Linked DNA regions of Homo sapiens: all the other regions are linked to region 3. A link is a loop called in an ENCODE intact Hi-C map of the cell type or tissue named here. Cell type or tissue: heart right ventricle. All regions are shown on one strand. Links, peaks and the distances in the headings refer to the core of each region. The heading gives the core; the rest is flanking DNA. Region 1 overlaps ZNF609 (zinc finger protein 609). Region 2 overlaps RBPMS2 (RNA binding protein, mRNA processing factor 2). Region 3 overlaps PIF1 (PIF1 5'-to-3' DNA helicase).

What was found. A loop is a pair of places that touch in the nucleus more often than their neighbours do. Peaks named below come from ENCODE experiments on the same cell type or tissue, not always from the same donor. Only the 100,000 strongest peaks of a DNase experiment are listed, where the experiment ranks them.
Region 1: a loop joins it to region 3, with 4 times the contacts of the local background. A loop is called at or near these places in 41 of 110 quality-filtered maps.
Region 2: a loop joins it to region 3, with 6 times the contacts of the local background. A loop is called at or near these places in 103 of 110 quality-filtered maps.

The regions. Positions count from the first base shown.
Region 1 is chr15:64,683,251-64,692,228 of GRCh38, reverse strand. ZNF609 (zinc finger protein 609) reads right to left here. Exons shown (of 10, transcript NM_015042.2): 10 at 6,161-8,978. It overlaps OAZ2 (ornithine decarboxylase antizyme 2), which reads left to right. Exons shown (of 5, transcript NM_002537.3): 2 at 638-795; 3 at 1,680-1,855; 4 at 3,060-3,145; 5 at 3,395-4,655. The coding sequence ends at 3,525. Among named protein-coding and RNA genes, the nearest start is that of OAZ2, 16 kb to the left of the region's middle. RefSeq lists an enhancer at 6,186-6,687. In heart right ventricle, for the core only: a CTCF peak has its summit at 5,922 (motif pointing left); a DNase peak (open chromatin) is centred at 5,692; H3K27ac peaks cover 2,966 bases.
Region 2 is chr15:64,737,686-64,747,347 of GRCh38, reverse strand. RBPMS2 (RNA binding protein, mRNA processing factor 2) reads left to right here. Exons shown (of 8, transcript NM_194272.3): 7 at 6,106-6,175; 8 at 6,348-7,457. The coding sequence ends at 6,168. Among named protein-coding and RNA genes, the nearest start is that of MIR1272, 20 kb to the left of the region's middle. RefSeq lists an enhancer at 4,267-4,768. In heart right ventricle, for the core only: a CTCF peak has its summit at 6,657 (motif pointing left); a DNase peak (open chromatin) is centred at 6,807; H3K4me3 peaks cover 610 bases; H3K27ac peaks cover 2,392 bases.
Region 3 is chr15:64,806,321-64,815,999 of GRCh38, reverse strand. It overlaps PIF1 (PIF1 5'-to-3' DNA helicase), which reads left to right. Exons shown (of 13, transcript NM_001286496.2): 13 at 1-368. Among named protein-coding and RNA genes, the nearest start is that of PIF1, 14 kb to the left of the region's middle. RefSeq lists enhancers at 4,229-4,734, 4,735-5,242, 6,765-7,272, 8,796-9,303. In heart right ventricle, for the core only: CTCF peaks have their summits at 5,688 and 5,895 (motif pointing right); a DNase peak (open chromatin) is centred at 5,899.

The DNA of each region.
Region 1 (8,978 bases), core at 3,979-8,978, 120 kb after region 3:
CTTGGCAGGTAAGCCAGGACCTGGTGATTTCCAAGGTCTGCCCAGTGCCACAGTGATTTGTTAGAAGATTGCTAGGTGCTCCTCCGGTCAAATAAACCCAGCTGGAGTCCCTTGGCCCTCCTGAGACTTCCTCCCCATGACTTTGCAACACGGTGGGTTCCCCTTAAGACAGCAGCGTAGTTCTGGAAGCTGAAGCCCACAGGACTGGGGCAGCTGGGAGCGTTCATAAGCCTTCCCTTGTTTAGAGAGAGCCAGGATGGGGTGGGGGTGGGATTTGAGTTATATCTTTACATCTTGGCCGGGCGCAGTGGCTCACGCCTATAGTCCTAGCACTTCGGGAGGCTGAGGTGGGTGGATCATGAGGTCGGGAGTTCGAGACCAGCCTGGCCAACATGGTGAAACCCCATCTCTACTAAAAATAGAAAAATTAGCTGGGCATGGTGGCGTGCACCTGAAATCCCAGCTGCTCGGGAGGCTGAGACAGGAGAATCGCTTGAGCTTGGGAGGTGGAGGTTGCAGTGAGCCGAGATCGTGCCACTGCACTCCAGCCTGGGCGACAGAGCGAGACTCCGCCTCAAAAAAAAAAAAAATCGTCAAGTCTTGGTGTTTACTGTCTCACCCTCTCTGTCTCTTGCAGTAGTATTTTGCCTTTGAGTAACTGTCCCCAGCTCCAGTGCTGCAGGCACATTGTTCCAGGGCCTCTGTGGTGCTCCTGATGCCCCTCACCCACTGTCGAAGATCCCCGGTGGGCGAGGGGGCGGCAGGGATCCTTCTCTCTCAGCTCTAATATATAAGGTAAGGAGGACCCTGGGATGGAAGGCTGGGGTTGGAGCTTTCTCAGACTCCACTGTGCTGCTGCTCAAGGGGAATAATCACTTTCTTAGTCTTCTGGCTCTTAGCCTAGGCCAGTGGGGGGACTGTGAAGGACTCTTTCAGCTGAGGCTGTTGCATGGCTTATTGGGAATACTAGAGGAGAGATATCAGCACCATTTGTTGCCTTTTAATCTGCTGTAATTGAGGCCCAGAAGTTAGTTTAGCTTCTCACTAAGACTGGGATGGAAGGTTAGCAAGGCAGCTGAATTCTGGGCTTTTGAGATTGTGCCCAAGGGAGATAACACGGACCCTGCAGTCCACTTGGAATCAGACTTTGGCTGACTGGGGCTCCAGCCAAACCCTCATACATACCCTCATTTGTTTTTGGTATTTCCCTTTCTGACAGGGAAGGAAAAGAACATGGTGTTGGGGGAAAGCGTGGGCTTTCGAGTCAGGGAGACCTGGGTTTGAATCTCATCTCTGCCATTCACTGTCTTTGGAGCCTTGGGTCAGTTGCTTCATTATTCTCAGACTTAAAGTGGAGTTGTTAATTACCATCTCAAGTGCTTGTCATGATGATAAAGGTAATATATGGGACAGCACTTTGTACTTGGCACCTAGTGGACAATTTAGGTAAATATTTCCCTTTCTGTTTTGCTAGCTTTTACCACCATCAACTGGTCTTAGTGCCTGGTGAGTGACAGCTCCTTTTAGCCATCATGAAGCTCTGCGTTTTCAGCATGGCCTCTATCCCACGCTACCCTGACACTGGCCTAAGGGGACTCCCAGCATCGCCTAGATTAGGGAGTGGATGATATGGCCAGAAGCAGTAGTGACCTGGTCCTCTGCCCTGCTTTCCTTCCCAGGACGAGAAGCTCACTGTGACCCAGGACCTCCCTGTGAATGATGGAAAACCTCACATCGTCCACTTCCAGTATGAGGTCACCGAGGTGAAGGTCTCTTCTTGGGATGCAGTCCTGTCCAGCCAGAGCCTGTTTGTAGAAATCCCAGATGGATTATTAGCTGATGGGAGCAAAGAAGGGTAAAGAGCCAAATGCTGGGGAGGGAAAGGAGGTCCCATTCCAGAGAAGAGTATATGTTTACTGTGGGTAACAGAATTGTAGGGGAGTCTGTGCCTTCTCCCTTAGCTCTAGACTCCCCAAGCAGATACCGTTTTGTAACAGGTTATTTTTAGCCAGTAAGACAGGCCTGCTCTAGGTTATAATTAAAGCAGATTGTTATCACATTAACCAAATGCCTGCCGGTTAATCGCCCCATGGTTCACTCTGACACTAAATCCCCCTGTAGCTACACAGTACTGTAGTTTAAAAGGCTAGGAAGCAAAAAGAAGTACTTAGGCCCATCACCACCTTCCTAGACCTCCCTCCCATTCACACCCCACCCAGGAAGCTCAGAGGTAAGTGGGATTTCATTGGATTGGGCAAAGACCCTCCAAGCAGCCAAGATGGGTAAGAAATGTCCTGAGGACAGAGTTCCTGAGTGGTCCCAGCCTCTTGAGAAAATCCTTTTAGGCAGTGTTAGAGCCCAGAGTGTCCCTCTCAGTGGCAGGTGATCATATCAGACTTGGCAATCTGTGGGACACCTGAAGAACTGGGTTTTCTTTCTAGGCCCCAGACTCTGTCTTGTGGACAGCATTAGTTAAGATGGGTAGTGTTACTTTCAGATCTCCTATTGCAGGAAGAGAAAAGTTAGTAACATTTTTCTCAGGCGCTGTGGCTTTTTTTTTTTTTTTTTCCAAAATTCAAGGCTCTTGGGGTCTTGACATAGGAATCTTCCTCCTGGAGCTTCTGAATTTTTTTTTTTTTTGAGATGGAGGCTCACTCTGTCGCCCAGGCTGGAGTGGAGTGGTGCGATCTCGGCTCACTGCAAGCTCCGTCTCCCAGGTTCATGCCATTCTCCTGCCTCAGCCTCCCGAGTAGCTGGGACTACAGGCGCCCACCACCACGCCCGGCTAGTTTTTTGTATTTTTAGTAGAGATGGGGTTTCACCGTGTTAGCCAGGATGGTCTTGATCTCCTGACCTCGTGATCCACCTGCCTCGGCCTCCCAAAGTGCTGGGATTACAGGTGTGAGCCACTGTGCCCAGCCCAGAGCTTCTGTATTTATATTGCTGGTTGTAGGCCTCAGAAAAGCCTTTGGGTTGGTAGGGGTGGGGGTGGGGTGTGAATGGGAGGGAGGTCTAGGAAGGTGGTGATGGGCCTAAGTACTTCTCTTTGCTTCCTGCAGATTGTTAGCACTGCTAGAGTTTGCTGAAGAGAAGATGAAAGTGAACTATGTCTTCATCTGCTTCAGGAAGGGCCGAGAAGACAGAGGTGAGGAGTCAGAGTGGCCTGAGCCTTACAGCCCAGACAGTGGGGCCTGGGGGAGAGAAGGGAGCACCTCCAGGATGAGGTGGGACTCTTGAATTTGCCTTTCAAACCCTGGGAAATCATGGCAGGAGGGCAAGTGCCTGAAGGGCTCGTAAAAGCCTAGTGCTTATTTGTTCCATCTTTGTTTGGGGTTTTGATTTCAGCCTACCATTGTGTTTCTCATCAGACTTTTTTACACTCTGTCTTCTGCAGCTCCACTCCTGAAGACCTTCAGCTTCTTGGGCTTTGAGATTGTACGTCCAGGCCATCCCTGTGTCCCCTCTCGGCCAGATGTGATGTTCATGGTTTATCCCCTGGACCAGAACTTGTCCGATGAGGACTAATAGTCATAGAGGATGCTTTACCCAAGAGCCACAGTGGGGGAAGAGGGGAAGTTAGGCAGCCCTGGGACAGACGAGAGGGCTCCTCGCTGTCTAGGGAAGGACACTGAGGGGCTCAGGGTGAGGGTTGCCTATTGTGTTCTCGGAGTTGACTCGTTGAAATTGTTTTCCATAAAGAACAGTATAAACATATTATTCACATGTAATCACCAATAGTAAATGAAGATGTTTATGAACTGGCATTAGAAGCTTTCTAAACTGCGCTGTGTGATGTGTTCTATCTAGCCTAGGGGAGGACATTGCCTAGAGGGGGAGGGACTGTCTGGGTTCAGGGGCATGGCCTGGAGGGCTGGTGGGCAGCACTGTCAGGCTCAGGTTTCCCTGCTGTTGGCTTTCTGTTTTGGTTATTAAGACTTGTGTATTTTCTTTCTTTGCTTCCTGTCACCCCAGGGGCTCCTGAGTATAGGCTTTTCAGTCCCTGGGCAGTGTCCTTGAGTTGTTTTTTGACACTCTTACCTGGGCTTCTCTGTGTGCATTTGCGTCTGGCCTGGAGTAAGCAGGTCCGACCCCTCCTTCTTTACAGCTTAGTGTTATTCTGGCATTTGGTTAAGCTGGCTTAATCTGTTTAATGTTATCAGTACATTTTAAATAGGGGCATTGAAATTTACTCCCACCACCAGGGCTTTTTTGGGGGATGCCTGGGCCTTTAAAACACTAGCCAAACTCTAATTAATTCTCAAATCACTGCCAGGAGTTCTTGCTCCTGGCTGCAGGCCCAGGCCCCAAGGTCTCCTTCTTGGGGTCACAAACAGCAGTAAGGAAGAGGAATATATAGCAACTCAGGGCCTGGGAATTGTGGGGCAATCCGTTCTTAGGGACTGGATACTTCTGGCTGGCTGAGTATAGTACTAGCTGCCTCCCCACCAGGTTCCGAGTAGTGTCTGAGACTCTGCTCTGCAGGGCCTAGGGTAGCGCTGGGAGTGTAGAAGTGGCCTGCCCTTAACTGTTTTCACTAAACAGCTTTTTCTAAGGGGAGAGCAAGGGGGAGAGATCTAGATTGGGTGAGGGGGACGGGGATGTCAGGGAGGCAAGTGTGTTGTGTTACTGTGTCAATAAACTGATTTAAAGTTGTGGTTGGTCTATTCTTTATTTCTGAACTAGGACCAACTCCCTACCAAACTGTTTTGACTCCAGAGCCTAATAAATAGAGGTGTGGTGCGTGCTCCTTGGGAAAAAAACTGCAGTGTAGGAGGGCAGATAAACTGGCTGAGGTCTCTCTCTGGGGCCATATTACACTGTGAAATGCGGGGTTGCTAGGAGTCTGAGACTTACTGCCAGAGCCCCCTGGAGAGAGATGTGTACATATCAGCTTCATCTAGGAGAGGCTATACCCAAGATCCAATCTGCTCTTAGCTCTTCCTTTTCTGTAAAAGGCTGGGGAGGTTGGGTCCTGATACTGGGTTTTGGCTTTTGCATGGAGCTCCTGACATTCCCATTCCTGAGGTCTTTGAAGGATGCAGCACACACCTTCCCTGTTCTAGTTTTCCCCTTTTGGAGCTCAGTGTCCTAAGGTGTGGCTTCCAGTCCCCCACACCACAGCCTGATGAATAAGCTCTCAGTGGTACCAAGGGGGCTGGAATCCTCTTCACCACAGTTTTTTTAATTTCTCAAGGATTTACTGGCACTTTTTTTCTTTTGCTTCTGTTTTGCCAATTGAAGGGCATGTTCTTCCACCTACATTTTTGCAACTGTCTACTGTTAAGCTGTGGCTCTCACATTGCTCTTTATGGAGCCTGCTTGTGTTTTCACTGTGGGCCAAGTCATTTATCTTGGACTCTAACTTGTATTCATTAAAAGTAATGAGCTCGAATCCCAAGTTTTTTTTTGTTTTTGTTTTTTTCATGGAATCTCGCTCTGTCGCCCAGGCTGGAGTGCAGTGGTGTAATCTCAGCTCACTGCAACCTCCGCCTCCTGGGTTCAGGTGATTATCCTGTCTCAGCCTCCTGAGTAGCTGGGATTACAGATGCCCACCATCACACTCAGCTAATTTTTTGTATTTTCAGTAGAGACAGGGTTTTGCCATGTTGCCCGGGCTGGTCTCGAACTCCTGGCCTCAAGTGATTCCCACGCTTCGGCCTCGCCAAGTGTTGGGATTACAGGCGTGAGCCACCGTGCCTGGCAAATGTTATTAGAGCAAGTCTGGGACTAGAGACATTCCGTTGAAATCAAGTGTCCCCCACTGGGCAGGTAATTCCTAGAGGCAGCTGGCAGTTTAGGATGCAGATATTAAACAAACACAAGGAATCGACAAGACAGATGAAAAAGAACCAAGACAAAACTCAGTCCCTTACTTTTTCCCAAGAAACATGCTTGAGATTCTGCTGCCACCTATTGGTGATTCCTCTTCAATACGGCTAGAGTCACAAAGGCTAAATTGGAAACCCAGTCAAGATTTCCCTCTTCAAAAAAAAATCACCCAGTCAAGATTTCCCTTTTCAAAAAAAACTTTTGCTATTGAAGACCACTGACAGGAAAGAAATATGGTACCCAAAAGGCTGCACTACAGTTTAAAAAGCAACTTAGAAGGTAGAATATTTTGGGGGTGGGGGTGGTGTGTGAAAGGCAAACTAAGTCTAAATTTAAGAACAGGGACATTAAAAACTTTATTCAATAAATACAACAAATAATTTAAAAATATATTTCAATTCCAAAGCCAATTAAGAAGAGGAAGTAGAGAGAAAGGGAAAAAAGTGGGGATGAGGAAGGTAGAGGAAAAGAGAAAGCGGCCAAACAATGGTTTGGTTGGGCTGTGTTTCAGAGTATACCACCCTTTAAAATTCTGATCAAATACTCTTGACCCATAAACCCTTAGCCCTTGTTCTGATGGGGTAGCCACAGGAGTCCACCAGCTGGGAATCATCCACTGAGCTCTGGATCAGAGCATTCTAGAGGCTGGAATGTCGGGGGAGTTTTAGGGGTAGTTTTCCGGTCATTCCTAAAACCATCCGTCCTAACTCCCAGGCAGGTTTAAATAGTGCAAACTCTTAGGCAGAGAGCTCCCAGCTGCATAGTTTCACAGGTGAGTGTCCCAAGCCAGGGCCTCCAGGAAACAGGTCCCAGAGTACCCAGGGGTCCAAAGCCACTTCGGTGAATGGAAATCTAAAGGTGAAGAGAGGGGAGGCCAGGGCACAGAGTAAAGCTCCTGGGCTAAGCCAGTGGCCAAGCCAGAAAACAATGCTGGGCAGAAAAGGGTTACAAGGCAGGTAGTCTGGACACTGGATTCAACAGCTTGCCATCAGCCAGGGAAAGTGAAGCTGAGGATGCATATGGAGCAGGGCCAGGAAGATCAGGAGAGCTGAGGGAGAACAGGAAAATTGGGAGGAAGGAAGAGGCAGCTCAGCAGCAAACTCCAGGAGAAATAACCAGCAGCCCTCACAGATTTGTGATTGTCTCTTAAAAAGATTTATTTTCTCTTCTTGCCTGAATGTACAAAGGCAAAAAGAGTACAGTTTGTATATATATATATTTATATATATATATAAAAAAACAAGGAACTTGGTAATGTACACTTTACAGAAGGGAAGAATCAGGAAGACTGAAATTAAATTCAACAGAGCAACGCCAATGGAACAAAATCTATGAACAGCAACACTGCCCCTCCAGCCCGGGCCTCCAGCTCGCCCCAACCTGCTCCCAATGGGAGGGCTGAGCACCAAGGCAAGCGGGTGGGCTGGGGCAGGAGGGGCTGGGGACAGGGCCTGGGAGGGGCTTGATCCCAGGAGGGGGGCCCATGGTAGGAGATCACTGGAAAGCTTCCTGGGATGCCCAAGTAATTAAAACAAACAACAAAGGCCCAGAATTATGGGGCCAACTAGCTGCCCAGTTGCATCTTGGGGGCATCAGAGTAGACAAGGGGATGGTGAGAGGGTATACGGGATAAGTGACATGGGTGGCCTCAAAGCCTGTATGAAATAATTCTCTAGCCCTCTGCAGTCTTAACTCGCAACTCTAAGTCCTGCCATGGCCCCTTAAACGTGGAAAAAAGAGACTCAAGAAATCACCATTTCATTTCATAGGGTGCCCTCTTACCCTTCTAAGCGTGTGGTTCTTTGACCTTGTGATGTGTGGAGAGAGTTCGGTAAGAGAAGGAAATTTCATACATGTACATGTACAAGGCAGGAAAAGGGGATGAAGGGAACTGCCATACCTTAAAATGAGGAAGTAGTTGATGTGGATCCTAAAGAGCAGCTCTCCAAGCCTTGCCTGATCTATCTGGGGATGAGGCCCCCTCCCTCTTTAGCTTCTCCTCTATGGGAAGCCCCGTGAGCAATGTCTGTGAGGGCCTGGGCAGGGGTGGCTCATAAACAGGCTTGGTCTGGTGGTCTTGGCCCTTGGTAGCAAATTTTTCCAGCCTTTGTTTGTGGGGTGGGATAGGATGGGGACCCCTGCTGAGCATCTCATCCCTCTGACTAGGTCATGGATGCCACAGGTAGCTCCCACCTGTGTTTCTCCTCCCCATGTAGAGGTGGGCAGCAAATCTTTCACTCAGCACTTGTCAAGAATCTCCACAGCTGCTGCTTCATGTTATTTCAGAGGGAAGACTAGGCCCGGCAGGCATCAGGATCTGCCATGGTGGCTTTCACCTGCTCTTCTGAGCAGCTCCTACTCTTCAGGGGAGACTTGGATATGAGGATCAAAGAGCCAAATGTTTAAGAAGAAAAATTAAAAAGGAAAAGAAAAACCTGTTCTCTTCTGGAGAACCCAAGGCTGCCCAGCTAATACAGAAGTTCGTCCTCTGTGTTACAGAATGAGTGGAAAGGGCAGGAATGCAGGGCCATGCCTGCCCAATGCAAAAGAAAATTACTCCTAACGGTTTCTTTACAATATATACAGAGTATGCTGCAGGCCAGTGCCACAGATACAAAACACACAACAATATTTAAAAACAAACAGGAACAGAGAGGGAACCTTGGCTCCACCTCACAGGAGCCCCAGGAGGGCATAATCAGGCTGAAATTCAGTCACCCTCTTGGTTGGGGTGACTCAGGTGGGGTGGGATGACGGTGTCTGCACTAGCTACTTCCACGGAGGAAAGGGAGGTCACTGCTCAGAGCACTGCCCATGAGGGCAGCAGAAGGCAGAGGGAATGATGGGTATGAGGGAGGCTGTTTTGGGGCCCTGCCAAGAGGTCTAAAACAATGGTTTTTGGGGAGGACTCAGAACCCAACTTGAACAAAAACGAGGAGGCAGAAACCTAGGGAAAAGGCCTGTAGATCAGAGGGGATCCTCTTGAGCAGATGGTGACCCTAAGCCTCTCAAGTGTAGGGTTCCAGGGTCCTTGGAAATCAACTACTACTGGGCATTGTGCTTACTGTCCCCTATTTCCCATTTTCCAAACTGAGTCGGAGCCAAGTTCCTGCTCCTAGTCACTTTTGGCACTCTGGTCACACACTCCC
Region 2 (9,662 bases), core at 4,663-9,662, 70 kb after region 3:
CGGGAGGAGTCGGGTGCTCTGCCCGAGAGCTGTGTGTACGTCCATTTTCAGGTTCTTCCAGGGACTCAGTGACACCTGGGTTTGTCCAGTTCCAAAGCGGAAAGTTCAGATTCAGGGGCTGCTACCCTAGCAAACTGTTTTCCCCAGCAGGGGAATGCTCCCTGGCTCCGCAACGTTCAGTTGTACTGAGGGCAGAATTGTGGTTAACCCTGGCGCTCTTCCCCAGCTGAGCACCACAAATAGCTTGAAAATTGATCAGAGGATAAGGAAGGTGGTAAAGACCTTCCCCTGGAGGGAATTGTTGGGTATTTACTGCAAACTGGGTTCTGTGGCTGGAATAGAGCGGGGAGCAGGGAAGCTCATCCTGTCTACCCTGACCTGGGCAGTGACTTGATGCTTCAGGTCAAGCGGATGTTTAACTGCAAGGCCCTGGGAGGCACTGGAAGGAATCACAGGCTCCCACCTCACTGGGCTTCTCACCTCTGATCCCAGCTTTGGCACCAATTGGCTACATGATCCTCACCTCTGTGTCCCCATCTGTAAAATGAGAGGGATAGACCAGATAAGGTGGAGAGGTTCTGCCCTATCCTCTGAATTGCTAGGCTGTGACAGAGGTTGGGAGCCAGGGACAATGAGTTTGTCAAATGAATCAGAGAGGGCACCTCTGCCCAGCCAGGTGGGGGTGGCACTGCTCTCTGGCCCTGAGCTCCACGCCACAGGGCTTCCTTCCTCCTGTTGGCTTCCTTCCCAGTTTTCTCCCACCCCATCCACACTCTGCAGCTGTCCAACTCTGGCCCAAATCCTGGTTCTCAACAGCTGTGGGACATTGGGCACGTTACCCACCATCTCTGTGTTTCTGTAAAATGGTGATGATAATGCCTACTTGATAGGTGTGTTGTTCGCATGATGGCATGGAGTCGCGTGATGGCATGGAGGGAGTGCTGTGAAAGTGCAGATGGTTGTGATGTTATTTAATATCATTATTGTCTGGGTTCCCTTGGGTCCTCTCTGAGGCTGGAGGCCTCTTTGTGCCTGAGTTCCTGCCTTCTGGCCTTCCTTGGACGGGGACTGGGATAGAGGCCACCCACCCCAAAGGATAGTGGCGTTTTTGGGGAGGCAGGCTAATGGGAAGAGATTAGACCAGGGAGTCATTAGTTCTGTCCTTGCTACTCAAACTCTCTGGGCAGCCCTTTCCTCAATAGTAAAACAGGTTGTTTTACTGTTTCCCGACTAAGAACATTTTATTTTTTTCCTTCCAACAGCCCCACTGCTTGCCCCCTGACAGTGCTGCCCCAGAGATAGGGTATAAAAGTGTCTAAATGAAGTATGGACACTGTTGATCTTAAGTGAATTGTTTTGAACCCAAAAGACCAATAGAAGGACTGAGTTTTTCTGTGCCTGGGGGCAAGGAGGTGACTTCAGGAGAAGGTAGCAGCTGAAGGACAAGGTGATGAGAACAAGTACCTCTGTTCTCTACCCCAGCTGCATGCCCTTTGCCAGTAGCCCAGCCTGAGCCCAGGCCTCCACAGCTACGTGGCTGCAGAGACCAGACCTGCAGGAGGGGTCCTGGAGGTTGTTTGGTCCTGCTCTGTCTTGGCATGAGGCTACCTTGCCTGGCCTTCTAACCCTCTTGATAGAATCTTCCCCTTAAAGAGGGTGAGGCACAAAAGCAACTGTGGATGGCAGGCCCAGTGGGGTTCAGCATAGAAAGATGGTGGCCTAAAAGCAAGGGTTCTCAGCGTCCTATTGCATCCCACGGTCCTCCCAGACTGGATTTCATTTTACGTTCCAACCTGAGGATATGCGGGTCTTCCATGGCTTTTTTCTCCCCCTTAAACTGGTTCACCCATTTACCAGTGACCTTAAGGTTACATAAACTCCCGTGCCTCTATTTTCTTATCTGTATCATGGAGATGATAATAGCATCTACTTCATAGGGTTTTTGTGAGGATTAAATGAACTTAGTATATGAAATCTACCTAGAACAGCATTGGGCACAGGGGAGGTGCTTCATGAGCAGGAGCTATTATTGTATTAGCATATCTGCATTTATGGAAAAAAACAGGCAGTTTTTGTTCTCTTCCCTTTGGCTTATCATCCAATCCCCAGAAAACCTGTACTTTTAATTCTTCAGTTCGATAGGTAGTTTGGAGCAGGTGTATAAGTAAATCTATAGGTATGAATCTTAGAAAAACTGCAATACATATTTAATCTTTTAAAAACTTAAATATTAGGGCCAGGCGCAGTGGCTCATGCCTGTAATCCCAGTACTTTGGGAGGCCGAGGTGGGCAGATTACCTGAGGTCAGGTGGTCAAGACCAGCCTGGCTAACACGGTGAAACCCCGTCTCTATAAAAATACAAAAATTAGCTGGGCGTGGTGGCGGGCACCTGTAACCCCAGCTACTCAGGAGGCTGAGGCAGGAGAATCGCTTGAACCCAGGAGGCAGAGGTTGCAGTGAGCCAAGATCGCGCCACTGCACTCTAGCCTGGGTGACAGAGCGAGACTCTGTCTCAAAAAAAAAAAAAAAAAAAAAAAAAAAAAAAAAACAAAACAAACCAAAAAAACTTAAATATTAGGACTTAAAATAAATAATAGTAAGTGTAGCTCTACATTTTGGATACCTGGCTAGTACACCATTGTACGAATGTGTCCAGCTCCCTGTAGATGGTAAATTGGTTTGTTTATACAGTTTTGCTTACTGATAGCTATACAACAATGGATATCCTTGTGTGTACTTCTGGGCACCTCTTCTGTTTTGTTTTCTTTCTTTCTTTTTTTTTTTTTTTGAGACAGAGTTTCACTCTTGTTGCCCAGGCTGGAGTGCAATGGTGTGATCTTAGCTCACCTCAACCTCCGCCTCCCAGGTTCAAGTGATTCTTCTGCCTCAGCCTCCCTAGTAGCTGGGATTACAGGCATGTACCACCACGCCCAGCTGATTTTGTATTTTTAGTAGAGATGGGGTTTCTCCGTGTTGGTCAGGCTGGTCTCGAACTCTCGACCTCAGGTGATCCGTCCGCCTCGGCCTCCCAAAGTGCTGGGATTACAGGCATGAGCCACCGCGCCCAGCCATTGTTTTGTTTTCTTTATGATAAATTCCTAGAACTATGACACGGTGAAAGTGTAGACTTACCAGTCTGGGTTAAATGTTTTAATTTCGGATAAGTGAGGCTTCCATATCTTTGGTTGTTTATATCTTTTTTTTTTCCTTTCTCTTTTTTTAGTTATTTTTATTTTTTTGAGACAGAGTCTCACTCCGTTGCCCAGGCTAGAGTGCAGTGGCATGACCTTTGCTCTTTGCAACCTCTGCCTCCTGGGCTCAAGCACGATCCTCCTGCCTCAGCCTCCCAAATTGCTGGGATTACAGGTGTGTGCTACCACGCCCAGCTAATTTTTGTATTTTTTTGCAGAGACGGGGTTTCGTAATGGTGGCCATGCTGGTCTCAAACTTCTGGGCTCAAGAGATCCGCCCACCTCTGCCTCCTAGAGTGCTGGGATTACAGGCGTGAGCTGTCACACCTGGCCTTATATTTATTCTTATGTAGGTTCATCCCGTTGCTTGCTTTCTGGTGTATCTTCTCAACTGGTCAGTCCCAGGATCTGAGAGACGGCTGAGTTTGCATCCTCCGCTCTTTGTTTTGAAGCAGCCCTCTCGGAACCTGGTCACTATAGCCTGTGGGGGGTACTCTCAGGAGCCCCCCCCCCCCTGGGCACAACTGGAGGCCCTGAAAGGACACTGCGGGTGCCCTGTCTTGCTGGCCTGGCCCCCTGGGGGTCTCCTGTAGCTGGAGCAGAAAGAAGAGCTCTAGGAAGGGATTGTGTGGCTTCTAGAGGACCCAGGCCACTGGCCTATGCCAGGCACCCGGAGGAAGCGGAAAAGCAGCCCTTCTAAATGCATTCCGTCTGCTTCAGTGGCACAGCTGTCCCAAGCCCAAATATGGGAGCTTTCCTCCACTTTCTCCCCAAGGAGTCCCTCAGGCTGGAGGGAAAGTCGCTGCTTGGGAAGCAGGAATCCCAGCACCTTGTAGCGAGAGTGTAGGGCAGGATCCAGCAGATATGCTGAGGGCGGCCTTAGGCAGTCATTCAAGGCCTTAGCTTCCCAGTGGTGAAAGAGGTTGGGTTGCAGGCCTCCTGAGCTCCTTCCATTCTGTCGTCCATGTTCTCCCCTTGTCCGGCCCTGCGGGACACCCAGCCCGTCCGGGATTTCCTTGCTGTGGGGCTGCCGGAGGCTACATGAAGGGCAGTGGTCAGGGCCCACTAAGGGGCTCCCTGAGCTGGTGCCAGCCGCCGGCTTCTCTGATAGCAGCATTGCTCGTTTCCTCGTGTGTCCCTCTCTTGTGGAATAAGTGCTAGTGTCCAGCCAGGTTTCTAACTTCCCGCTGAGCTCCTGGGATGTGGTGGCTGGAATTCTGCAGTGTACAAAACAGCACCTAGAATTTGGCGGGGATAGGAACGGGTTCTTAGGAAGCTTCCATCAGCCCCCAGACGGCCTGGCATGGCTTACCCAGGAAGCAGGAGTTCCCAGCAGCCAAGTGGGTAACTGGGTCTGCCTGCTCCAACCTCAAGGGAGCTGTCTGCAGGCCCAGCTTCTACTCCTTTCCTGCCACACGCTCATGTGCTGCCCCTTCCCTTCCTGAGGGGACTCCAGCTCCCCTCCCTGGATGCTCATCCCCCAACCGCAACTCAAGGTCCTGTGTTGTCCCGCTCCCCCCGCCACACCCCTTTCCCTGTCCTGGGTCAGGCTGGGACAGACATGCTTCACCGTGCATAACTGGGGCAGGCGGCCTTCCCTGCGGTCTTGGCAGTCAGCATACTTGCCTTCCAGATGACTGGCCCACAGGGAGGAGGGAACGTGCCATTTTCTTGACCAGTCTCTGGGAACCCAGCTTTGGGGCTACTGCTCTGTGGGGCCTTCTGGCAAGTGCCAGGGTTTAGGCAACTTCCAGGCACTGGTGAGGATGATCTCAGATAGCTGCCGCCCACCTGACGTTATAGACCTCTGGACTTAGAGGCTTGTGATGGAGGGCATGGCACAGCAGGGGTGGGAAGGTCAAAACGGGAGCCTCAGCTGGGTCTCATCCATGGCTTCTCAGAAGAATCAGGACTGATGTTGGAGAGTCCTACCCCTTGGGGTCTACACGGACTTTGGGTTTTGTTTTGTTTTTTGTTTTTGTTTTTGTTGGAGACGGAGTTTTGTTCTTGTTGCCCAGGCGGGAGTGCAATGGCGCGATCTCAACTCACTGCAACCTCCGCCTCCCGGGTTCGAGCGATTCTCCTTGCCTCAGCCTCCCGAGTAGCTGGGATTACAGGCATGCACCACTACGCCCGGCTAATTTGTATTTTTAGTAGAGATGGGGTTTCTCCATATTGGTCAGGCTGGTCTCGAACTCTGAACCTCAGGTGGTCCGCCCACCTCGGCCTCCGAAAGTGCTGGGATTACAGGCGTGAGCCGCTGCGCCCGGCCTTGTTTGGTTTTAATAGAGACATTATCTCCCTATGTTGCCCAGGCTGGTCTTGAACTCCTGAGCCCATGTGATCCTCCCACCTCAGCTTCCCAAAGTGTTGGGATTACAGGTGTGTGCCACTGCACCCGGCCTTACTGTATCTTTACATCCTGTCTTACCTGATCCTCACAACCACATATGACTTCGTCATTTCTGTCCTATAGCTAGATGAGAACACTGAGACCCAAAGAAGTCAAACAAAAATGTATGAGGCTCATTCTTTTCCTCCTCCTCCACAGAATTAGGAATTCCGTGCTGTGTCAGTAAAGGGGAAGGGCGGGTTGCTGGCACCACTGCCCCCAGCTGCCAGGGCTCCCACCAGTATAGTGGCCCATTTGGATTGGGCTGATTGGGGTATGAGACGCCTGCGTGACTTTCCTTCGCTGGAACCTGTGTCCTGCAGAGGAGGCACATCAGGCAGTGCACTCCCACTTGCCGGATAGAGAAACTGATGCTTAAAGGTGAGTAACTGGCCCAAAATGTGCCAGCCAATCAGTGACAGAACCAGGACTCCAGCGGGGACACCGATGGCCATGGTTACCTGGCTTCCTGTTGAGGGAAGGGATGCACAGCTGGCTCCTGACGTTGGCTTCTCTTGCAGGTGCGCTGGTACCCTTCCTCTGACACCACCCAGCAAGGATGGAAGTACCGTCAGTTCTGTTAGTTTTTCAGTAAGTGTTGGCCCCAGAGGCCCAGGACAAGTGTCCTAGACTCCGGCTCCCTGAAGGGCCGTAGTTCCTCCCTCTGCCCCGGGTCTCAAGAGCTTAGCCGAGCCCAGAGCAGGCCTGGCTTTAGCTCTAGTCCCACGCCTCTGCTCACGGCCGCCTCTCTCCCTCCCTCCAGGTCTGGTCACCGGGGAGGTGGTTCTGGTAATCTGTGGTGGTGCCGGGACAGGCGCCCCGAGTTCCCACTGCCCCCGGGCGGCCTGCACAGAGCTGCTGCCCTCCAGAGACTGTGAATCCCAAGCCTGACTCAGTGGACTGCTTCCTGTTCCCCTCCCTCCTCTTCCTCACCTTGTTCTGCACCCTCAAGCCTTTCTCCAATGCCTCCCAGGAGGATTTGGGGACTTTCTCCCTGGGGCGCCCAGATCCAGCTCGGAGGCCTCACTGGGACCTGGCAAGGCCTGACCTCCCGCCCAAACTTGCTTCTGTAGCTCCCCCTCGAGGAAGTGAGGTGTTTAATTTTGCATGTTTTCTGGCATGAATTAAGACACTTATACTTGTATATATGAGTGTACAGTTTGTTCTCACACTGTCACCATAGCGACAGGTCCTGGCTCCCAGTGGTTCATCCTGCCTGCCCCTCTCTCCTCGCCCCGCCCCTGCACCCACCCCGCTTCAGGGAGGCCCAAGTTCCGTGGCCCCACACGCTTCCAGGCTCAGCTCCCACCTCCACCCAACAGATAGATGGGGTTTGCTTTTTCATTTCACATGGGGCTCCTCCGCTCCTGCCTTCTCGGATGGGCCAACAGTCGTAAGAAAGCCCTCTCTGCCCGTTCTGTTCACCTCTCCACAGCGCACCCCGCCCGCCGCTGCTCCTCATTCTTTCCAAACCTCGAAACCAACCAAAACGTGAGAAGTATTTTTGTACCCTGTGTAACAAAATATTTATGCATCATAAAGGATTTTTCATGTGCGTACCATTAATTATTAAAGCGACCTCGTTCGCCCTGTCAGATAAGTTTAATGTTTAGTTTGAGGCATGAAGAAGAAAAGGGTTTCCATTCTTCAGCAGTACGCCTTTGTGTCTGGCATTTGTTTAAGAAAATGAAATGAAGGAAACACTGTGCAATGTTTTTTGTTTTGAGCATATCAGTGCTTTACTGTCAGCCGCAGCTGTGACCGTCTGGCCATTTCAGACTTGGGAGATGAGGCGGCTGTTGTCATTGCTGATCCTGTGAGAATGTGAAACTGGATAATATATGAAATGCAAAATAAAACAAAACCAAAATGACTGCTCTCGGCCTTTGCTTCCCCCTTCCGTGGACGCAGACTGCCATTGGGAAGGCAGAGCCAGAGAGATGTGGAGTCGGGGGAAGGAAGTGAAGTGGGCCTGGCCCGCTGGCAGCTGGCTTGTGACTGTAAAGGTGGTGGGGGAGGACCTTGGAGCTCACTTAGCCTCTCCTGCCTCCCTGGTTTGTAAGCTGGGGAAACAAAGTCCAGGGTAAGTGACTTGCCTAAGGGCCTGGCAGTTGTGGCTTTACTTCCTCAGTTTCCAGGCTGTCAGGGTAGGGAGAGACTCCCTACACCAAGAGCAGGCCCCCAGGTGGGACCTTCCTGGGGGAAGGCGGTGATATACTCGGCTTAACCATTTACGGCCTGTGGTCTTTTTGAGTCTCGCTCTGGTAAAAGAGGACTGAGGTTTGGGCTGTTGGGCTCTGCCAGGTGGTGTCTGTCCTTGGCGTGCCTCTTGTGAGGCTGTGCTGGAGGGAAGGCTAGGACCTGGAATCTTGCCCAGAAGGGGTTAACCTCATCCACCCTGTAGTCTATGGGCTGCAACTCTGATTCCTGGAGCGGGAGCAAATGGGTGTGAGGCTCAGGGAAGCTGTGCAGTGCCAAGAGCCCAGGCTGGCCTGGGCCAGGTGTCAGGATGCCCGTCATGACCCTCAGTCTTACCTTTTGTGACTTGGGGTCTCGGGTTCCTTGTCTGTGAAGAGGTTGCTTGAAATCCTTTCAGACTCTTACTGGAGGGCTGGTGTGCTGAACTCAGGGTTTAACTGTTTGTTTTTTCATCCACTCCTGGGAGAGCTGCTCTGCACCGCACCGCACCTCAGACCCAAAGCCGTGCCTGGAAAGGGAGGACAGCAGAGGCCCCGGAACCCCCCTCCCAATAGGTGTTGCTCCAGCCTTGCTCTAAGCAAAACTAAAGTGGCTGTGGCTGGCTCTGGTCACTTCCTCACTTGCACCTCAGGTCACCGCTCCCCGCCTTACCCCGTCTCCTGAATCCCAGTCCTGCACAGGTCGGCTTGGGTCTAAGATGTCAGTGCTGGTGAATGCGTCAGCTGGCGACCCAGGTGCTCTGAGGGAGGAGGAGGAGGAGCCTGGCCAGGACCAGGCCCTGCAGGTAACCCTGGGTGTCTGTGGGCGAGTTACCTGGACCTCAGAGGGTGGCTGTGTTCGTGCCCAGAGGAGTCCGGGGTTACTCGTCTCCCGCGCTGTGCCCCTTGCCTCGCTGCAGTATCGGACCAGCTGGCAAGGCCGCCCAGCCTTCAGCCCCTGCCTGTGCTGGTGGGAAAGCTGCTCTGTGTCCTATGGCCCCCACCCAGGGCCAAGCCGAGGGCTGACCTACTTCATCTGTGTCAAGAACCAGTGGGTCTTCCTGAGGTCGTGAATTATTTAGCGAAGGTGCCTGGGCCTTTCTGAGAGGGGCTAAGAAAGCTGCTCTATAATTTAAAGCCCCTGCGCCTGCGGCTTCCCTGGGGGGCCTCCTTCACGCTTTAGCGAGCAGGGCCCAGGCCTGGGTCTGAGTGGAGGAGGAGCCGGGGAAGGAGGAGCCCTGCAGCCATTCCAGAGGGCACTCTCAGCTGGACTGGGGGCTTTTCTCAGTGTAGGGCCTCTGCAGAAAGGCCTTAGTGAGCAGTCATGTTTAGACTGAACTTGGGTTAAGGAGCCTTCAGTAGATCAGGGCTTCCTGGCTGGGGTCAGAAGCACCTGTGTCCTGATTCCCTGTCCTGCTCTCTTTCCAGAAAGCAGCTCGTTATCCCCAGAGGTGTTGAGTCCTGATCACAGTTGAAAGTGTTCCTTCCCTTCTGAAAGGGAGTTAGGCATCTGGGAACCACCAGCATTCTTTCCCCCACTTCTCCCACCCACAGATGAGTCTCACTGTCGCCCAGGCTGGAGTGCAGTGGCCTGATTTCGGCTCACTGCAACCTCTGCCTCCTGGGTTCAAGCCATGCTCCTGCCTCAGCCTTCCAAGTAGCTGGGATTACAGGCATGCACCAGCACACTGGGCTAATTTTTGTATTTTTAGTAGAGATGGGGTTTCACCATGTTGGCTAGGCTGGTCTTGAACTCCTGGCCTCACGATCCGCCTGCCTTGGCCTCCCAAAGTGCTGGGATTACAGGCGTGAGCCACCATGCCCAGCCTCCACCAGGGTTCTTTTGGTGTGAGGTCCCTTCCCAGCAGCGATGAAATCCCCTCGTTGGCAGGAGAGGCTGT
Region 3 (9,679 bases), core at 2,829-7,828:
CTGCAAGGGCTGGACACAGAGCTGCAGAGTCCTGAACATCCCTCCTTTCAGGCTGCAGAAGGGAGAGGCAATGAAGACAGGTGCTCCGGAAGCAGCATCAGGGCTCTTGGAGGGGACTGGTGGGGACTCAGGCTGGGTGCAGCCTCCAAACAGAGAACGGAACTTAGGTGTGTCTCTACAGCTAGGCCCAGCCTAGCCCAGCCCAGAACAAACACCCTTCAGAGCCTAACCAAAGAACATAAGCTGCAAAATGTGCACCCATATTTTAAGCTGCTTTTTCAGGGGATAAATAGTGTTTGGGGACATTGAAATGGATGTTCTCAGGTTGTATTTATTTCGGACAAATAAACTAGAGAATTGTGTAAAAACTGTGCCTCCTGCCTCCTCTCTCTCCCCCTCTCACTTGTGCATGTGCACACACGTGTTTGTTTAGGCCACAGTGGCTGAGATCACACCCTTCTGTGAGGTGGTCTTAGTATCACTGGTCGTTTGAAAAGCTGAGTTATCTGATGTTGGTGACTAGCAATAAAATGACATTGTCACCGGGCATGATGGCTCACGCCTGTAATCGCAGAACTTTGGGAGGCCGAGGCGGGTGGATCACCTGAGATCGGGAGTTCGAGACCAGCCTGACTAACATGGAGAAACCCCATCTCTAGTAAAAATACAAAATTAGCCAGGCATGGTGGTGCATGCCTGTAATCCCAGCTACTCAGGAGGCTGAGGCAGGAGAATCACTTGAACCCGGGAGGTGGGGAAGTGGAGGTTGCAGTGAGCTGAGATTGCGTCATTGCACTGCAGCCTAGGCAACAAGAGTGAAACTCTGTCTCAAAAAAAAAACAAAACAGAAATGACGTTGTCATTTGGTGAAGGTGAGTTACCATCACCCAATAGTCAGACATACTAGAGAATTCACGTGGTGGGAAACAAACAGGCCTGCTATATGTTGCTGCATTTGCTAGGAGCCTGGGTTGAAATTTCTCAGTTTGAGCCTTGATGGTCTCCCCAGCTTGAACCTGATCATCAACAAACTAACTTCAGTTTTTCAAAAAGCCTGATGGAAATTGCCCAGGGGTCCTCATAGGCTAGCTAAAACTAAGATTCTCTGCTTGTGAGTGAAAAGGTATCGATTCTGGGTGGTAAATATGGGTTATGATGGAGGCATGCATTGGCAGCTACAGGTGTCAGATTAATAAAAAAGGTGGCTGGGGCCGGGCGCAGTGGCTCACGCCTGTAATCCCCAGCACTTTGGGAGGCCAAGGCGGGCGGATCACGAGGTCAGGAGATGGAGACCATCCTGGCTAACACAGTGAAACCCCGTCTCTACTACAAATACAAAAAAATTAGCTGGGCATGGTGGTGGGCGCCCGTAGTCCCAGCTACTCTGGAAGCTGAGAATGGAGTGAACCCGGGAGGCGGAGCTTGCAGTGAGCTGAGATTGCACCACTGCACTCCAGCCTGGGTGACAGAGAGAGACTCTCTCTCAAAAAAAAAAAAAAAAAAAAAAAGATGGCCTGATAAGGTGGCTCACACTTGTAATCCCAGCATATTGGGAGGCCAAGGCGGGTGGATTGCTTGAGCCCAGGAGTTCGAGACCAGCCTGGGCAACATGATGAAGCCCTTGTCTCTACCAAAAAACAAAAATTTGCCGGGCACAGTGGTGTAGTCCCAGGAGGAACTCTGGAGGCTTGAGGTCAGGGGTTCAAGACCAGCCTGGCCAACATGGTGAAACCCCATGTCTACAAAAATTAGCTGGGCATGGTGGTGCCACCCTCCCTGACCTGGAGAAGTCAATTTTTTTTTTTTTTTTTTGAGACAGAGTCTCGCTCTGTTGCCAGGATGGAGTGCTGGAGTGCAGTGGCACGATCTCAGCTCACTGCAACCTCTGCCTCCCTGGTTCAAGCGATTCTCCTGCCTCAGCCTCCCAAAGAGCTGGGATTACAGGCACATGCCACCAAGTCTAGCTAATTTTTGTATTTTTAGTAGAGACAGGGTTTCACCATGTTGGCCAGGATGGTCTCGATCTCCTGACCTTGTTATCTGCCCACCTTGGCCTCCCAACTGCGCCCGGCTGAGTCAATTGTTTTTCTGTGACACAATTTCTTTTCTCTGTTCCAAACAGAAGACACTCTTAGGAGCAGAAAACAAGCCCACCAGAGTGACACCTCCTTCCCCTACCCCACAACAAGTGGGCAACCATGGGGGTCTTTAAATGTGGTGCCATTTATATGTCAGATGTTCCCAATTTCCCCATGCAACACATCCCTTCTCCCAGGTCCAGCTGTGAGCAGGTCACACTGAGGCCCTGCCCTCAGGGCAGTTACAATCTGGTTGCACTTTGCTGCTTTCACTCTTTCCTTCTACTGAACACACGGTCTGGGGACCACCCAGTTCAGCCCAGATAGCACTATCTCATATTCTCTAACAGCTCTGCAACCTTCGGTGGTCTTGGATGGAAAGAGGAGAAACTGACTCAGGATAATTGAAGCAGGAAAGGAAGATAACAACAGGCTATCTCAAAGAACTGATATGAAGCCCAGAAAACTAGGCTTGGAAACAAATAGGAATCAGAAAGGCTAGAGCCACTGGCAGGAGTAGAGCTGGGAGCAGTCAGGCCAGGAAGACCTTTGCAGCCGCCACCAGACACTGAGCACAGCTGCCAGGGGCAGGAGCTCTGCACTCTGCTACCTCCTCCCCCGATTCAGTTCAGACCTAAAGGCGGGTATGGGGCTGGGTGACCTTGGTCTCCCATGCAAGTCCTGTGGCTACTGGCAAGAGGCCAAATGTTTCATCAAGTTGCAAGAGGGCCTAGTGATTCTGTCCAGGATGACTCTCTAATCACCCCCGAAGGCCGGGTTGTTGGGGATGTCTGAGGGTCCGGTGATGCAGTTATCTTCTGCATCCTCACCTGGGACTCCTCTCTCTGACTCCATCCTCCACACATGGCTGAGGCATCCCACTCACCCAGCCCCTTCCCCTTCCGCAGGGGCTGATCACAGCTTTTCCCAGTCTCATATGCATCTGTCCTGCTATATAAAATGTCTTTCTCGTGAGACTACCTGGGCACCGGAAAGTCCTCTCCTTAGCAATCCCTTCTCATGGTGAAGATGCTCTCTGGAAGGCCCCCAGAGGAAGACAAGTGAGTTCCACATGGTGGGTGAGCTCCAGACATTCCTGACCCGCATGCCAGATCACAATAGTGGATTATTTTATGAGGTGTGCAAGAAACCTCACGGCTCTCTATTTTCTTGACATCTAATTTAACTTAACTTTGAGCCTGTATCCCGAGGGGTGTAGGGAAACCCTATCTCAGTCAGACAGGAGGCTCCTCAATCCCCAGGGTCAAATGAGAGTGGGGCTTATAGGAGCCGCTCTCATCTTCAGGGCCCGCCCTGATCACCATCCATAGGCAGTAACTCAGCCTGGGCCCTGGGATGGGGTGGGAGGCTTTCTGAGACTCTCCAGTACCTCATGCCAGGCCCTCTGGGCCCCTGCCACCTCCCTGTGGTGCTCCCAGAGGACCCTCTGACCACTTGCCCCTCCCCAGTCTATGGAACCCTCCTTCTCTCTGCCTCTCCTTCCCCCCAGCATCATCCTCTCAAGGAACTTTACCTGTGAAGCAAAGGCCAGGAAAGACTGTGTCCTCAGATAACTTCTGGATTTGAGGCAAAGAAGCACAGGGAGAGCCATATACGGTGGCTCGCACCTGTAATCCCGGCACTTTGGGAGGCTGAGGTGGGTGAATCACTTGAAATCAGGAGTTTGAGACCAGCCTGGGCAACAAGGTGAAACCCATCTCTACCAAAAATACAAAAAATTAACCAGGCATGGTGGTGCGTGTCTGTGGTCCCAGGAGGCTGAAGTGGGAGGATCACTTGAGCCCAGGGGGCAGAGGTTGCAGTGAGCCAAGATATCATGTCACTGAAACTCAGGCTGGGTAACAGAGTGAGACTCCAGCTCAAAACAAAACAAAGCAAAAATACACACACACACACACACACACACACACACACACACACACACACACACACACACCCAGCACATGGAAAGGGGCAGGCAGACAGCAAGGGAATGAACAAAGAAATAAGGAAGGTAGAGAGCTTACCCTTAGGCGACCAGGACTTGCTACCTGCCCAAGAAAGCTGCCCTCATATAGCAGGGTGTGGGTGGAAAAACTCCAACTGCTTTTTCCTGTTCTCTCAACAGCAACAACAATTAACACAGAGAGAAGACTTCTGTGACCAAATGCAGGGACTTCTTCCCATCAACAAACAAGCAATTCTGTAGCGGACACTAGCTGGGTGTCCTCTAATTTAATTCTGAAGCTATCTACCTGGAGGCAGCCTCAGATCCCACAGGTTGAGGACTCAGTCACCAAAACTGACAGCCCCTTCAGACAGTCACAAGTCTGGGCCTCTGGAACTTCTGACCGACTGGCTTCAAGTTGGGGTTCCCAAGACCCCCCTCTTTTGGTTTGATTAATTTCCTAAAGTGAGTTACAGAACTCAGGGAAACACATTTATCACTTTATTAGAAAAGGATACGTGGGGGAAGGGGTGTGGAGCTTCCCTCTGTGGGAAAGCCTTCCTCCACTAATATCCACTTGCTCAGCTACCCAGAAGCTCTTAGAACCTCTGCTTTGGGGCCTTTTATGGAGAATTCATTATGTAAGCATGATTGATTAACCATTGGTCATCAATTTAACTTTCAGCTCCCTCCCCTCCCCTGAGGTCATAGGGTGGGGCTGAAAGTCCCAACCCTCTAATCCTGCCCTGGTCTTTCTGGTGACCAGCCCCATCCTGAAGCTGCCTAGGGGCTGCCGGCCATCAGGCAATCATCAGCATACAAAAAGACACTTATCACTTTGGAGATTCCAAGGATTTTAGGAGTTGTATGCCAGGAAATGGGGATGAAGACCAAATGTATATTTCACATTCTTACAGGCTGTGCCACTGCTGATGGGGGCAGGGGGCACCCCTTCATTTCTGTTTCCTTCCTAGTTGGGGGATTTCGCACTCTCCTCTCCACTCTCCCACAGGAAGGCTGGAGTTGACTTTGCCAGGTGGACGAGTTGGAGAAAAGGTGTTTGGAGAGAGGAGCTACACAGTGCAAATGCACAGAGATGTGAACTATCCTTGATGGACCTATGGTCCACTTTAAAGGCTTTAATGCAAGAGAAGGTGGTATGTGGGGAGGCTGGCCTGGCCCTGAGGGGGCTGAGCCCAGAGTAGGGGGCTCAGCCCAGGGCGATCCAGTCCCCAGCTGGGAGGCAGGCAGGGGGCCAGGCAAGAGGGGCGGGGCGATGGCCCTCAGAAAGATAATCTTATGACCTGACTTGTCACAGTTCCTGCCACTTCTCAAAGACATTCACCCTTGGAGGGGGAGTCCCACTACCTGCTGTCCCTCCACTTGCCTCCTGTGCCTTATGCTCCCTCCTCAGTGTCCCCTGGGATCTGCATCTGAGGGTAGTGAGCAATTTACAGCTCAGTCTCCCTGCTAGGATGAAGCGGATCCCTTGATCCCGAGAGACACAGCTGAGATGTCTTTGTGTCCTCACAACCCTCAGCAGGATGACTTTTGAAAGCAGATGCTTCATTAAATGTTTCATAAGTGAACAAAGGCTTGGACAGTGACCTGAGAGGTAAGGAATGTTTACTCCCATTCTGCAAAGGAGGTAGCTGAGGCCTGGAGAGGTTCTTAGTGGCAGAACTGGAACTAGAATAGAACCCTGAGCCCTGTGCGCTCCTTCACCCTGTCTTCAGTGGGGTGCCAACTAGGCCTGACCCCATCCTTTCTGACGTCCTGGTATATTTTTCCCATCCGCACTGGGCTAATGATCTTACTTAACCCCCAATCCCGGAGCAGCCGGGCCCTCCCGCTCCCCATGCACTGCAGACCACTAGGTGGCGCCAATTGGTCATTCAGTCCTTTCCCAGGGAACCGCAGAGCCTTTGTCTCCCAGTCTCTGGGCTTAGGTGGGGGGTGCATGGACACTTTAGGAGGTGGGGGCTGAGTTAGTGTAGAGCAGGGAAGTTTTAAATAATCTTCCATCAGATTATCTGCTTTGTGCTCATTAACCCTCTTGTTGGTTTGTTTTTGTTTTTGAGATAGGGTCTAGCTCTGTCACCCAGGTTGGAGTGCAGTGACGCAGTCAGAGCTTGCTGCAGCCTCGAACTCCTGAGCTCAAGCAATACTCCTGCCTCAGCCTCCCAAAGCATTGGGATTACAGGGGCGAGCCACCATGCCCGGCCTCATTAACCCTCTAGTTTGTTTTTCACAATAACCCTGGGAGGTTGGGACAATTGTCCCCATTTTATAAAGAGAGAAACCTAATTTCTTTTTCTTTTCTCTTTTTTGTTTTTTTGTTTTTTTTGAGACAGTCTTGCTCTGTCACCCAGGTTGCAGTGCAGTGGTGCCATCTCAGCACACTGCAACCTCTGCCTCATGGGTTCAAGCAATTCTCCTGCCTCAGCCTCCCGAGTAGCTGGGATTACAGCTGGCTAATTTTGTATTTTTAGTAGAGACGGGGTTTCTCCACGTTGGTCAGGTTGGTCTGGAACTCCCGACCTCAAGTGATCTGCCTGCCTTGTTCTCCCAAAGTGCTGGGATTACAGGCATGAACCACTGCGCATGGCTGAGAAACCTAACTTCTGAGAGGTTAGGTGACTTGGCTATGGCCACACTGCAAGCTGTATCTGGAACCCAAGTCCCAAATAAAGGGTCCTGGGATTTTTGCAAAGTCAGCAGAGAGCCCTGAAGCCAGATTCCTGTGTTTAAACACTGGCCCCATCAGTTCCCGACTGTGTGACTGTGGTTATTCTGCTTAAATCTGAGCTCTGGTTTCATCGTTGGTGAAATGGGGATAAAGCCGATCAAACATGGATGGAGTTAGGAAGACAGAAGAGCTGGAGTCAGGCCAGGGATGCAGCAAACCCTCAAGGTTAGCTCTTATTTATTTGTCTTGATTATTGTCACCTGAAGGGGCCATCCCCCGCCCCATTAACCCCCTCTTGAGCAGCCTCTGGGGAATAACAAAGAGAATTCACAGCAGCCCAGAGTAAATGAATGCCATCTTTCACAAAGCCTTCCTTCCTGTCTGGCCTTCTGGAGGACCTGGGCTGCGCCCACCCACCATGGGGAAGGGGAGGATGAAATCTCCCCACTCTGCCTCCCGCAACACACGTGAGGTACAGGTCCCGGTCAGTTAGTGCACTTGGGCATAATCCCCCTTCTGTCTTCTGCCCATTTTCTTATGAAAGCGACTTCGACAACTCTAAAGTGGAATTTTTTTTTTTTTTTGAGACGGAATTTCGCTCTTGTTGCCCAGGCTGGAGTGCAATGGCGTGATCTCGGCTCTCTGCAACCTCCCCCTCCCGGATTCAAGCAGTTCTCCTGCCTCAGCCTCCTGAGTAGCTGGGATTACAGGCATGCACCACCACGTCCGGCTAATTTTGTATTTTTAGTAGAGACGGGGTTTCTCCATGTCGGTCAGGCTGGTCTCGAACTCCCAGCCTCAGGTGATCCGCCCACCTCAGCCTCCCAAAGTGCTGGGATTACAAGTGTGAGCCACCGCGCCCAGTCTACAGTGGAATCTTTAGACCTAGTTTACAGAGGAAGTCAAGGCTCACAGAAGGTGGGTGGCCCTAGGTCATATGGCTGTAAATGGCAGATCCAGGTTGGGCATCCAGGTATCTGAGGCCTCACCTTGGTGTTCAGGGCCTTTGAAAAAAGGACTGAACATGGGATGCTTCCTTTCCCCCTAGCTCTGTCCCCAAAACTCCACAGGCCAGACTCCATTTCCTTAAGATTCCAAGAGCATCACCTGCTGGGACAGAAATGGCAGGGGGGTGCCCCTGAGTCCTTGGCCCTGGCAGGCCAAGATGGGAGGGGTGGGGCTTGAAAGGCTTAGAAGGTGACCTTGAATAGGGAATTGGAACCCTAAATTCCTGAGGAGGCCTGGGGCGGGGGCTGTGAATGAGACAGCCAGCCCATCTCCACTCCTCCCCCGCAGCTCCAGCTCCCGCCTTCAGCCTCAGCCTCCAGGCAGATGCCCGCCCCAGGGGTGCCCCCTCAATCCCCGCCCCCAGTGGGTGTTGGGTTCAGTAAGCAGAGCCCCAGCTCACCTGGGAAGGTGCAGAGTGAGGATGGCATCCAGTTACAAGCTAGGGCTGGGAGGACAGGCAGGGGCAGCCCGGGGGCAGGGGCCAAAGGTCTGGAAACTGATGGTGGGGGCAGGTGTCAGGGGAGGTCTCAAGACAGCCCCCCACTCTGCAGGCCCTATCCCCTTGCCTCCCAGAAAACCTCCACACTCCTGGCATCTGAAGACCGGGGCGTCTCCCCGCAGACTAGGCCTGTGCTTGGTAAACTGTGCAGGGCTCTGCGCACTCCTGGGAGGTTGTTCTCTCTTGCAGCTCCACTCCTTTCTCCCTTCCGCCAAGATGGCCTCCTCTCCCGCCCCTCTACTGGGACCTGGCACAGCACTCCATGCCTATTTAAGGCAAATCTCCTGATCTCCTTTTAAATAACATTCGCTCCTTGTTGTGGAGAAAGCAAGCAGGGCCTGAGCTCGGGAAAGGGGAGGAAACCCAAATATCCCATGGAGTGGGTCATGGGGGAGCACGGGTGGGGGAAGCAGGTATGTACTCCCCCTCCCAAAATGAGCCTTGAGAAGGTCCTTTCCCCCATCCCCTGAGTCCTGCTGGTCCCTCATTGCATAGGCCCTGGATTGGCTCGAACCCCTTCAGAGGGGCTGGGGCACTCCCAGAAGGCTAGGACAGGGCAGCTCTTGCAGGCGTTGGGGGAGGGGCATGGGGGGATATATGCTTTGGCTAAAGGAGGGGCATACCCAGGAAGACCGGCAAGGGCCATGGAGGGTCTGAGGTTGGATGGACATCTGACCTCACAGCCCACCCAGTGTGAACGATGCACCAAAACTGCTCTTTGTTAGAACCTGAGGCTCAGAGAGAGCAAAAAACTTGCCCAGGGTCACACAGCCTGAGTGGAAGGGTCTGAAATCCAAGCTGGCAGGCTCCAGATTTAACGCTTTCTCCCCTTCTCTGCCAGGTCTCCTTGTGCCAGGGACTATGTGACACAAGACTTCTAGGCCCTTTTCAGGCATCATTCAAAGCCCTGAGCACACACCCTTCCTCCGCCTGCCTTCCTCTCTTCTGCCTCCTCTCCAGACCCACCAGAGCTGCCTTTCCCAGGTCTTCGGTCCCTGACTCAGACCTGCCCCACTGCTACTTCCTTCTCTCCCACTTCCCCTCTTCCTAGTCTTTCCCCCAGGTGGCTGCCTCCCTGGCCTCCCTTCTAAGCATCGCTAATCCCCCTGTGGTCCTCATATGACTGAGACGCCCTCTCCAGGGTTCAAAAAGATGGTCAGGGATCTTTTACAGATCATGTTGCCTCCTCGGGACCAGGAGCTTACTCCTCAGGCATGTGAGCCCCAGCAGGCCGGCCCCACCCCTGTCAGGCTGGACTGGGGGCTGGGGGACCAGAGGGAGGAAGAAGCCCTAGCCTCGCCTTCCTCTGCTCACTGAGAACTGAAAAAACCACAGTGGTCAGTTGGTCCAGTGGCCTCACATCACAGATGAGCAAACTGTGGCTCAGGGAATGGGAAGGAAGGCCCCAGGGTCCCCACAGTGAAATAGAAGCTGAGCTGGGTCTGACTGGAGCCCCT